Linked DNA regions of Homo sapiens: region 1 is linked to region 2. Evidence: read pairs that join two places in POLR2A ChIA-PET (ENCODE). Cell type or tissue: OCI-LY7. All regions are shown on one strand. Links, peaks and the distances in the headings refer to the core of each region. The heading gives the core; the rest is flanking DNA. Region 1 overlaps RCCD1 (RCC1 domain containing 1). Region 2 has its middle 5.9 kb from the start of MAN2A2.

The links. Peaks named below come from ENCODE experiments on the same cell type or tissue, not always from the same donor. Only the 100,000 strongest peaks of a DNase experiment are listed, where the experiment ranks them.
Region 1: POLR2A ChIA-PET joins it to region 2 with 6 read pairs; 16 of 35 experiments call an interaction of 5 or more read pairs at or near these places.

What each region holds. Positions count from the first base shown.
Region 1 is chr15:90,957,551-90,960,458 of GRCh38, reverse strand. It overlaps RCCD1 (RCC1 domain containing 1), which reads right to left. Exons shown (of 8, transcript NM_001017919.2): 4 at 2,734-2,855; 5 at 461-559; 6 at 1-131. Among named protein-coding and RNA genes, the nearest start is that of RCCD1, 4.1 kb to the right of the region's middle. In OCI-LY7, for the core only: no CTCF peak of the experiment used is centred there; no DNase peak of the experiment used is centred there.
Region 2 is chr15:90,895,977-90,898,884 of GRCh38, reverse strand. No RefSeq gene overlaps it. Among named protein-coding and RNA genes, the nearest start is that of MAN2A2, 5.9 kb to the left of the region's middle. In OCI-LY7, for the core only: a CTCF peak has its summit at 1,527; a DNase peak (open chromatin) is centred at 1,534; H3K4me3 peaks cover 1,460 bases; H3K27ac peaks cover 1,414 bases.

The DNA.
Region 1 (2,908 bases), core at 306-2,805, 61 kb before region 2:
GACTGCATCTGAGCCCATGGGGAGATCCAGTAATGCCGGGAAGGGCTGGACAGCTATGAAGGGGGCAGGGGCTCCATCCTCAGCCCCACCCGTTCTCTTCACCTGAGAACCATCTTCATTCAGTTCTGTGGCTTCAGAATGATAATAATGATGTGAACACCAACTGAGCCCTGAGCTAAATCTTATTCATGCAGTCACTTATTGCCACAACAGCTCTGAGGTACACGACTGCCTAGCTCCAAAGCTGGTGCTCCCAACCCCTACATTCTGCAGGCAGGGCTGGCACTGCTGCACAAGTGTGTTGTGCCAAGACCGGCATCAGCCTTGCCAATGCTCCCTCCCATAAGGGGCTCACATGCTCCATCTGAGCAGTGTAGCTCTGAGGCCAGCATACAGCCAGGAGTTAGGAATGACAGCCACATCCTGGGGAGACGGCTGTGGGAGCCGAGATGACCCTCACCTTCCCTTGCGACAGTCTCTCCATCCTCTGCCAGGTTCCTGGTGGGCAGGGCCAGCTGCCCTGATTCATTCCAGCCCCAGATATAAATATCCCCAGTCTCTGAAAGAGATCAAGGGGACACATGAAACAGACTGTGAAGCCCCTGCATCCATCCAAACTCTCCTCCCCATCGCATCCGCTCCTGGGGACAACTAAAGCCTGCCCTGCCCAAGGTAGCACTCCAGGCCAAGGCGCTTCCCCTCGGGCCCCAGGGGCTTGTCTTAGGTTCACATCCCCTCAATGCCTTCAGATCACCCTTTAAGTCCCTTACTGGACCTTCTACTTCCATTCTTATGCTGCCAAATAGCCCCTCATTTCAGAAATGTATCCCTAGAAGTACCGCAGTGGTCTCCCTTTCAAAACCACTGGGCCAGGGCCAGGTGCATTGGTTCATGCCTGTAACCCAGCACTTTGGGAGGCTGAGATGGGTAGATCACTTGAGCTCAAAAGTTCGAGACTAGCCTCAGCAATATGGCAAAATCCCTGTCTCTAAATAAGTAAATAAAACAACCACTGGGCCGGCCTGTGCCCCTTTTTCAACTGCACCCACAGCCGGTCCTGATGAAAGCCACGTGCAGCTCTCCCCTTCCTGGCCTCCCACAACACTGGAGCTTTTTGGTTGGAACAGCTGCCTAATTCTAAAAATTTCTAACAATAGCTGCTTTATGAAGTGCTTAATCCATGCTGATGTTTCACATGCTTTTCAAATATAATCACTTAATTCTCACAATAGCCCTACAGGTGGTTTTATGACAATATCACCATTTACGCAGGATCCCTATTTTATTCACAACTGAGGCACAGAGGGGGTTAAGTACCAGGCCCGAGGTCCCAGGGCCCGAGCAATGATCTGAAACTAGGAAGTCTGGTGGGATGTGTCCGTGCTTCAGCCTCTACACTAAACTTAAGGCCTCAAACTCCTTCTGGACCTTGAGTGCAGGGCGTCCCACTGGGCTGTTTCCAGCCCTCTGGTCTCTCCAGCCCAAGGTTGGGGTTTTTTTTTTTTGTTTTTTTTTTTTTTTTAGACAGACAGAGTCTCACTCTGTCACTCAGACTGGAGTGCAGTGGTGTGATCTTGGCTCACTGCAACCTCCACTCACGCGTGGCTCAAGTGATCCTCCAGCCTCAGCCTCCCGAGTAGCTGGGACCACAGGCACGAGCCGCCACGCCCAGCTCATTTTTATATTTTTTGTACAAAGACGAGGTTTTGCCACGTTGGCGAGGCTCAGCCCAGGGTTTCCTGAGCTTGGCAACCAGCCCAGGCCCATTCCATGAGAATATGGTGTGGAGGAAGGCACTGGTAGCTTTTCTTTTTTTTTTTTTTTTTTTTTTGAGACTGAGTCTCGCTCTGTCGCCCAGGCTGGAGTGCAGTGGCACGATCTCGGCTCACTGCAACCTCTGCTTCTCAGGTTCAAACGATTCTCCTGCCTCAGCCTCCCGAGTAGCCAGGACTACAGGCGCACACCACTGCACCCAGCTAATTTTTGTATTTTTTTTTAGAGACGGGGTTTCACCATGTTGGTCAGGCTGATCTCGAACTCCTGACCTCGTGATCCACTCACCTCGGCCTCCCAAAGTGCTGGGATTACAGGCATGAGCCACTACGCCCGGCCCCCTGGCATTGGTAATTTTTTAAGCTTCCAGGTGATCTACGTAGCAGCCAGAATGAGAGCCCCAGACACAGACAAAGATCATCTGTTCCCAGCCTCACCCTCTCTGCATGGGCTCTAACAGCCTAGGAAGGAGCTACACCTGGATCACCAAGTGAAACTCCTCACTCTGGCCAGCTGTGGCACCACCACAGGGACACACTCATCACCATCCTGGTGCCTGGTGGGCACCCCAGTGTCCACCCTGTGCCACACATCATGGCCCCCTAGGCAACTGCAGCGTTTCTGCGTTTTCCTTGGCTCAGCTGCCCCCTCACACTCCATACTCCCTCGGCAGCACTGTTAAGAGACAGTCCTGGCTGGGAGCAGGTGGGGAGAGGAGGGGAGGGGCAGTGAGACCAGTAACAGAGAAGCTAGGAACAAATGCCAGAGTCCAGGCGTGAGTGGGCCATGGTGCAGGCAGAGGAGGCCGAGGGTGAGAGGCATTTAGGAGTCATAACTGACTGGGCGATGGATGGATGAATTTGGAAGGAGGCCTGGGTAGGCCCCCACCCAAACTGGAAAACGAGGAGGAAGGTTTGCACAAGATCATGAGCTCGTCTGGAGAAGCACTAAGTCACTCACCACTCACACACACAGAATGCCAGCCCCCCGCGGCCACCTCAGCCATGACTAGGCCCTGCAACGCCTCCAACAGCCGTGGCTCCAGCTCTGCCTCCAGGGTCCCATGGCCCAGCTGTCCATGCCTGAGCAAGGGAGACCGTCGTCAGCTACAGTCGCATTAAGGGGTCCCGCTCCG
Region 2 (2,908 bases), core at 182-2,681:
GGACCTAATTTCTCTCTCCACTTCTTCTGTAACTTGAATTATTCATATAGTCCCATGTTTCTTAGCTTCCATTCTCTTTTTTCCTCTCTGTACTTCAGTTTAGGTACCTCCTTTTAACCTATTAAGTTCACTAATTCTGTTTTCTGATATGACTTAATTTCTAAATTCGATTGTGATTTTATCCTTTACTTCTATCAATGTTTATGAAATCCATCCAATGAGTTTGTAATTTCAGGGGTATTTTTCAGTTCAATAGCCTCCTTTCATCCTCTTTTAATAGATTCCAACTCTGTTGACATTCTCTACATTTGCTTCTTTTTTGTCCATCTTCTTCTCTATTTGACATATTAACCAAGTTATTTAAAAATCTTTGCCAGTTCCAATGCCTGGATCACATGTGGGTCTGCTTTTATTTATTTTTTCTTTTATGTATTAGCCCCACATTTCTCCATTTTTTGCATGGTTTATGATTTTTAATTGTATGTCACATATTGGGTATAAAAGAAGGATAGGGGCTTCAAATCTTGTTATTCCCTACAGGAGCTAGTCACTTCGATGCAATTACGTACTGAACTGGGTTGGGGCAGTGTTGGAATTGCAGTAAAATTCAATCCCCTCCTGGTTGTCCTTGTTCCTTAGGAATGGCCCTCTTGGATTTTGGATTGAAAGCCTAGTCAGTCTCTGTCTCTCTCAGATCTTAAAGTTCTGCTCTTCAGAGATTTAAAGGGAGCTCTTTAGCTTCCCAACCCACACAGGCGCAAAACCTGGCAAATACCTTATGTTGGGGAGACCAGCTATTTGTTCACTCCAGGCCTCCTCTCTAAACACTGCAAGACTGTGGGACTTGCCTTCTCAGTCTCCTGCACTGCCTCAGAACTCAGCAAATGTCCCATGGGGAAAACACTCTGCATTTTGTGCTCCTCTAGGTCCTAATCCATAGCAAGTCCTTGCAACTACCAAAAACTGTTCCTTTCTCTCTTCCCCAGTAGAGTCTCTCTGCTTGGGCCAAGTCTGATCCTCATGTCCCAAATGGGCAAATGTTTCAGGGAAGAAAATAGCTGCCTATCACTAGTTCAACTCGGAAGGGCTCTTCCCTCCTTGAAATTTTAGTCCATTCAGTCTTTATTTCTGTGACCACTCTTCATTCTTTTTAAAAATAAGACATTTCGGCCAGGCGTGGTGGCTCATCCCTGTAATCCCAACACTTTGGGAGGCCGAGGTGGGCGGGTCACTTGAGGTCAGGAGTTTGAGACCAGCCTGACCAACATGTTGAAACCCCGTCTCTACTAAAATTACAAAAATTAGCCGCTCGTAGTGATGCGTGCCTGTAATCCCAGCTACTCAGGAGGCTGAGGCAGGAGAATCGCTTGAACCCGAGAGGCAGAGGTTGCAGTGAACTGAGATCGCGCCACTGCACTCCAGCCTGTGCAACAGCGCGAGACTCCATCTCAAAAAAAAAAAAAAAAGAAAAAAAAAGACATTTTCATCTTAGCTGTTTTTTCCCTAGCGGTTGCAATGGGAGTGGTGGCGTGCAGAGACCTACCATATCCTACCTAGCAGAAGTTTTTCAGTTCTGCTTTCTACCATTTCCATTGGAGGTATTATTTCACTTCCTAGTATTTTCATTTAATTACACGACAACACAACTTCCTTTTGTTTAAACAAGTTATATGGCTCACTCTCATCTCTTTCAAAATAGATTTTTGTTTGCTGTGTTTTGTTTTTTTGAGACATAGTTTTGTTCTTCGCTCTTGTTGCCCAGGCTGGAGTGCAATGGCGCGGTCTCTGCTCACTCCAACCTTCATCTCCCCGGTTCAAGGAATTCTCCCTTCTCAGCCTCCAGAGTAGCTGGGATTACAGGTGCACACCACCACGCCTGGCTAATTTTTTTTGTATTTTTAGCAGAGACGGAGTTTCACTATGTTGGCCAGACTGGTCTCGAGCTCCTGACCTCAGGTGATCCACCTGCCTCAGCCTTCCAAAGTGCTGGGATTATAGGTGTGAGCCACTGCACCCAGCTGATGTTAACTATTTCCTGAACTTTCTTGAGGGATGGCCATTTTACTTCAAGGTTTTCATTGCCCTGTTCTGTATTACAAATGTTTCCCACTTTGTTTTTTAGTTATGTTCATACTTCCTTATCTTCTCAAACTTCGCTTTTGGTGATGTTAATATTTCAGATGACTTTTTAGGTTTCACTGGGACTTAGGGGAGGAGGTGAAGGCTCCCCAGTCTGCCATCTTATTCCTCAATAAATTCATCTTGAGAAACAACTCCCTCAAAAGCATTTTCTTCCTCATCAGCCACATCAGTCTTCTTTGAGTGGAACTCTCTTCTCATCTCCTCCTGAATTTTATGCGAGTGTTATACGCATCCATAGTGTCAGCTACTCTCTAATATTCATAAGCCAATGATTCACACATCTATTGCCAGCCTTCATCTCCATCTGGGCTTCCAGACCTATTCATCTACATTTTAAATTAATTATTTATTATTTTTATTTACTTATTTTTGAGACAGGGCCTCGCTTTGTTGCCCAGGCTGGAATGCAGTGGTGTGATCACAGCTCACTGCAGCCTCGACCTCCGAGGCTCAATTGATCCTCCTACCTCAGCCTTCTGAGTAGCTGGGACTATAGGTGTGTGCCACCACGCCTGGCTAATTTTCTTGGTTTTTTGTTTTTTGTTTTTTGTTTTTGTAAAGATGGAGTTTTGCCATGTTGCCCAGGCTGGTCTCAAACTAGGCTCAAGCAATCCACATGCCTTGGCCTCCCAAGTACCTGGGACTACAGGTGTCTACCACCACACCTGGCTTCACCCACACTTTTATCTCCAATAAAATGCAACATCTCTAAACTCAACATCCTCCTCGAAGCTCTGATCCTCTTCCTATAATCCTATTTCAGGGG